Regions from separate parts of the Homo sapiens genome. Here region 1 is linked to region 2. A link is a loop called in an ENCODE intact Hi-C map of the cell type or tissue named here. Cell type or tissue: CD14-positive monocyte. All regions are shown on one strand. Each heading gives the region's core, and the rest is flanking DNA. Links, peaks and the distances in the headings are about the cores only. Region 1 has its middle 3.8 kb from the start of ME3. Region 2 overlaps PRSS23 (serine protease 23).

Evidence for each region. Peaks named below come from ENCODE experiments on the same cell type or tissue, not always from the same donor. Only the 100,000 strongest peaks of a DNase experiment are listed, where the experiment ranks them.
Region 1: a loop joins it to region 2, with 2.0 times the contacts of the local background. A loop is called at or near these places in 56 of 110 quality-filtered maps.

What each region holds. Positions count from the first base shown.
Region 1 is chr11:86,674,924-86,677,839 of GRCh38, reverse strand. No RefSeq gene overlaps it. Among named protein-coding and RNA genes, the nearest start is that of ME3, 3.8 kb to the right of the region's middle. RefSeq lists a silencer at 2,559-2,853. In CD14-positive monocyte, for the core only: a CTCF peak has its summit at 1,156 (motif pointing left); no DNase peak of the experiment used is centred there.
Region 2 is chr11:86,804,929-86,807,844 of GRCh38, reverse strand. It overlaps PRSS23 (serine protease 23), which reads right to left. Exons shown (of 2, transcript NM_007173.6): 2 at 1-214. The coding sequence starts at 201. Among named protein-coding and RNA genes, the nearest start is that of PRSS23, 5.8 kb to the right of the region's middle. In CD14-positive monocyte, for the core only: no CTCF peak of the experiment used is centred there; a DNase peak (open chromatin) is centred at 1,624.

The DNA.
Region 1 (2,916 bases), core at 104-2,603, 130 kb after region 2:
TGCAGGGGTAACTGAACTCCGTGGACCACCTCTCTTAGGAATGTGGTTATTTAAAAGATGTTTTCTTGTTAAAATTGGGTATTAAAAGTTATGACAATGCAACAGAAGAATAGAGAAATAGGATGTAATGCAACAGAGAAATAAGAAACGTGTTTTCTGCTACCCAACAAAATGGCCCCTTTATTTTTGCTTTTGATATTCTCAGAATGTCAGAGAACTGTTTATTCCTACTTAATAGAAAAACAGAAGTCAACAAGCCAAAGTGTAGGACAGGGAAAGCGTGGCAGGGAGGTAGGGAGCAGGTCAAGAAGAGAGGGAGAATCAGTTACCTTGGAAACAACTCCAAAGGAAGAGTCAGAAGGACAGGATGCAGAAGCTTCGTGGCCCCATTGGCTCCCCCATGCCCTTTTTTAACTCAAGCCCCTTCTATGCCACAGTCCTCCCATATTTAGGTAATCAGACTCAATTCAGTAGGCATTGATTGCACACACCCTGTCCTAGGTGTTGGGTAGGATGAAAGGTTGAAGAGTGGTGATGAGGATGACGATTGGAGATCAGAGAACCACTGTTCATTGAGTGCTGGCCATGCAGCAGGCCTGACCAAACACGAGCCCTTAGTGTCCTGGGACCACCATGGCACCTGAGCCTGGGTTTAAATCCCAGCCCACTTCAGGTGAGTTATTTAATTTTCCTGGATTTTGTTTATGTGTAAAATGAGGATAATAATGGTACCAATCTATAACAGATGGGTCCAGTTGAGGAGACAGAACCACACAAAGTATATCTCAACAACAGGAAGTTAATATAAAGAACTGGTTTCCCAGGTGCTGCAGGGCTGGATGAGAAGAAAAGGAGTGCTGAGGCAATCACAGATGGTAACCGGAGCATGCAGGTTTCATCTCCAGGGTTGGAGGAACAAAGGGAAGTGGTTGCACCATCAGAAGCTGGACCTGAGGTGAAAAAGACTTGCTGCTAAGTCTGCGGAAGCCTGGGAAGCCTGATTCTAGGCTGTGAAAAGGGGCTGGAGGCTGGGCCCAATGGCTGATGCCGGGTAAATGGCTGTTGCTGGGCGGATGCTGCAGGGAACCAACAGCGAGCAAACAGAAAGGAGAACATTTCCCCTCTCCAGCCCTCAGTCTCCCTTTAGTGCCCCCTATTGGCAGAAATGAACAAGAACCCTGCTGCCAAAGAATGGGTTTATAGGGCCCAAGCTTCAGCCATAAGCCAGAGTAGAAAAAGCTAGATCTGGAGCTGAGCAAAATGGCATGATAGCTCGTGAGGCTAAATGACTTAGCATTTATAAAGTGCTTAGAACAGCACCTGGCACGTAGGTGGTAAGTGTATGCTATAATGCATTTTAAATAAATAAATAAATCCAGCAAAAAACAACGTGAGAAGTGATGTTAGGATCTCAGTTTTATCCATGAGGATGGTGAGGCTTAAAGAGGTCACATAAAATGCTCAAAGTCACTCACTGGTAGAGAGTCCAGACTATCTGGATTTAAAGGTGTTCACTTTTATGAGCCTCTTTGCACAATAGGAGAGATTTTCAAAAGTGCAATAAAAGTGAATAGGAGAGATAAAAATAGCAGAGTTTGTGGGCATCAGGGAGGGAGGGTAAGCTGCTGGTTGGCACTCTCGGAAGGCTCATTGGAGGAGGTAGTGTTTGAGTAGAATTGTAAAGGACAGACAGGGCTTCAACTGGCAGATGCTGGAAGCAGAGGAAACTGCTGAGCAAAGGCCCAGAGTTCAGGGCACATAAGCAGAGTGATGAGTATGCAGACCAGGAAGAAATAAATGATCCCCATAATTCTCCTTTGCTGCAAATAATAATAATAATGATAGAGTTGAAGTGCTTACAAATATTACTAGCAGCAATATGAATTTAAAGAGTTCTTTGGGGCAATCATGAACATTAAATGTTGTGCAGAATATTACGAATAAGTTTGTGAAGCAATGGGATTAACTGAAAAATAATGAATTTTATATTCACCTCCTTTTTAAAATCCATGTGTAAGGTCATTAACATCTGCTTTCAGAAGATAAGAGATCTTGTTTTAAGATAGCTGACTGAGTTAAAAATCTGACTTGAAGCCATTTTGTGCCCTTTTAACAATGTACCAAATTTAGTTTCAATTAATTCCACTCCTTGGAAGGTTATGCACAAATTTGAACCACAATTATATTTAATTCAAGAAACTGAGTTAATTCTAAGTGCCAGGCACTTTCCCAGGTATAGAGATGCAAAGAATTATAAATGGTGGTTGTAGTCATCAAGGAATTCACAATCTAGTAGGGAAACAGGTAGATATTTAAATCTCTGTAATCAAAATGGAAAAGCAAAAGTATTAACTATACCTGGAATATGGAACTGTTGGCTGGAGGAGATGGAATGAGATTCCTTCTCTGCCATCCCAAGAAGCATCATTACAATGATGGCAGAAGTCAGTAAATGGGATATGAAAGGAGAGGGGCCAAGACAAATTATGGAGACCCATTAGTTCTATATAGTGCTGGACCAGATCACCAGATCACAAGCCAACTTCCTGGCTGGCTAAGGAAGTCAGAGTTGTATGGAGTTGGAAGAAGATCTGTAATGTTTCCATGGTTCTGAACCTGGTCTCTGAAATCCTATATTCAGCTCTAAAAGTAAGGAAGTTGCCACAAAAGCAGAAATGGAAACCACACGTGCCAATAAAAACAGCTCACAGTTTCTGATCACCCACTACGGGCTAAGCACTTCAACAGAAAATGAGTATTATATTTAGACTTCTAGTTAGTGGTCCCTAGGAACCATTCTCCCCTTCTTCCTTTTAGTAATAGACTCCCCACTGAACTTCAGTAGAGCACATACATGCCTTTCCTACTACAAACAATATTTTCCAGCCCTCCCTGTAGCTTGATATGAATGTGTGA
Region 2 (2,916 bases), core at 120-2,619:
GGGTCCACATGAAGAAGATACTTCTAATTTGGCTTCGGCTCCAAAGTCTGGCTTGGCTAAATTGAGGGTAGACTGGGGCAAGACGACAGGGAGGCGGTATGCAGGCCAAGTGGGTTTCCAGGGGGCACTGTAAGGGCTCACTTGCCCAACAGCACAGAGCAGAAAGAAGAGAAGGAAGAGGAGCCCTGGAATCCCTGCCATGCCGAGCACTGTTCTGTAGAAACAAAGACAAGCAGGTCAGGAGGGCAAGGGCTGAACGTTCATTTACTGCAGACAGCAAAGCTCAGCAGCAGGCCTGTCATTGTTTCTGAGTCTTTGAACACTCCTCAGGAATCAGGGTGTGGAGAGGAATCCTTAGATAACGGTCTCACTTTCAACGCAAAGGCTCAACCTTAGGAAAGTTCCTGTGGCTGGGTGCCTGAAGTGAAATTGGGTGTTCCTTCCTTTCTATGTTTAAGATGTCCCTAATGATGGTAGACTGCAGAGTAGCAGGCATAAAGTCATTAGTCCCCTGGCTAACTGACTGACCAGCCCCAATTTCCACGTAATTTTGAGCCCTCTTTGTGCTTGATTCTAAACCTCCTCCTCTTCTACCTTCATGATGTCCCCGCCTTTCCCTCCTCCTTCTCTCATTCTCATTGTAACATGTACTTGGAAAATTTTCAGAGCAACTTGGTCACTCAGAGGGTCAATTTAAATTACATGGCTTACTGAGTGACTGAGACATCAAAGAAGGACAGCTCCACAGTGTCACAATTACCACCACTCCTGTGGTTTTTAAATGATGGTGCACTCGAGAAAGGGTATGAGATTTTTTGTTTTGTTTTGTTTTTTGCTTTGAATTTACAACAACCTTTACTATTATATATATTGAGTTCCAGAGTGGCTAGGCTTCTAATAAAATATTCCTTCTTCCTTTGGATTATGTTGTACACTACCAGGATCTTTGTCAATATCTAAAGCTCTAATATTGCATCAGCTATAACACTATGAACTGTTACCATTGGTTACTTTTTCAGTTGTTTATATCTGTATTACCAACTAAATCTCTTAAATTTGGGCCTGTGCTAGCACTCGACAAAGATTTGTTAAATGGATGCTTGTATTAATGGAAAAGTGAATGAATGTTGCATGCTGACGCTAATGACAATGATGTACATGGATGATGCGGTAGCTCAGAGAAACAGCTTGAGGCCAATTGTGGGAGTAAGAACAAGAGAGGCCTTCTAGGAGAAGTGATGCTTGAGAAATAGTATGCCACAGCCTCGCTCCAACCTCTCAATATAGAGGACCAAATGTATTATTTGGCAAATGCACCCGTTCTTTTCAAATGTACCCACCATTTAGAAGCAATAGGAGTCCTAGTAAAGGTGACACCGTGGAGCTGTCCCTCCTTGATGCTTCGGTCATTCAGTAAGCTATGTAATTTAAATTTACCCTCTAAATGAACAAATTGCCTAGAAATTTTCCAGGCATCACCTGATGTTTCAGATGGGTGCTGAAGTAGAAAAGAAGTCTGATAACATAAGACAGAGAGAAGGGGATACTTAGGGAAGGGAAACAAGAGTCTGTGCAAGGGCACAGCAACATGCAACCATGTGAGTAATTTGGGGAATCACACTTAGCTCAGCAAGGGTGGAGTAGAGGAAGTGGTGGAGGCAGCAGGCAAGAGCTAGATTGTGAAGTGCTATGTGTACTAAACAAAGAAGTTTGGATTTTATACTGCAAGGTATGTTTAAATGCCCAGATCAATCATCCCACAAGAAAAACAACAACGAGGAATACTGAAAGTGCTTTCATAAATGTTTAAGCATCAGTTGGCTCTCAGTGGCTCTGACTCTTCTGGTTCAATAGAAGCTGACTCAGCAGGTAGGGTAACTCATTCACAACCAAGCATCCAAAAACAAGGACCCGGAAGGGGTGGGTCTCAAGAGGCTCTGGGAACACAGCAGAAGTTAGGAAGAAACTGTTTTGTTATTCTCATTCTCTTCCTGTTTGAAAGTACAGATCTACTGGCAACTTTGGGTGCCTTTTGCTCCCTTTTATATAAAAGTAGAAAATCCCAATGATCTGATGTAGTATAGCTGAGCATGCCCATTCTCATTCCCAATATCCACACTGTGTTTCTAACATATGTGTGTGCCCCACCCACCTCTGGGACCTTTTTGCTTGACTTTTTCTCTTGGCTTCCACTTCAGTCAGGGAGAATAGGGATAGGAAAAGAAAGAAATAAGGTCCTGGAAAAGCCAGTTCCTTGGGACTCCCTAATTCCTTGAAATTCTACTTGTCTCCATCTTTCCAAATAGGAAGGGTCCCTGAGCCCTTTTGTAGGAAGGAAATACATTTAATTATTTCTTTAAATCCTTGAAAACATGGGGTGCCCGCATATGTGCACACACGTGTTTGTATGTGCTTGTTGGGAATATTGCCAAGACTAAAGGTTTTAAGTGGACTAGGAAGGGGATGCCAATGCTAGCTGAGTCCTCCTCTCCAATGGAGAACTTGGCAGTGAAATGGGTGTGGTGATGACAACCCTTTAGGAGATCTGTGGGGCATGGTTCTGATTATTCCCACCTACTGGCTAAGGAGTCATCCCTTGGGCTTATCGAGGACTTGAGCAGCCTTTTCTCTATATAAGTTGCTGTCTAGGTGACTAAATGCCCCACTCACACCAGAATCCCTGCCAAATGTGACAGGGACTAGGAGGAGTCATATATCTCCCACATGGCTGTATCTTGGGCTTCAACGCACCATTCTCTCCTCCCTTTGAGTAATGTGGGGAATGTTAATGTGACTTACATTGAGCACATGGTAAGCCAAGTTTTACTTCAGCTTATCTTAAGAAAGAAAACACAGAATGCGGAGGTCCAACCTGCCAAGCGTTCTTGTTTTTAAAATACGATTCTTGGGGGAGAA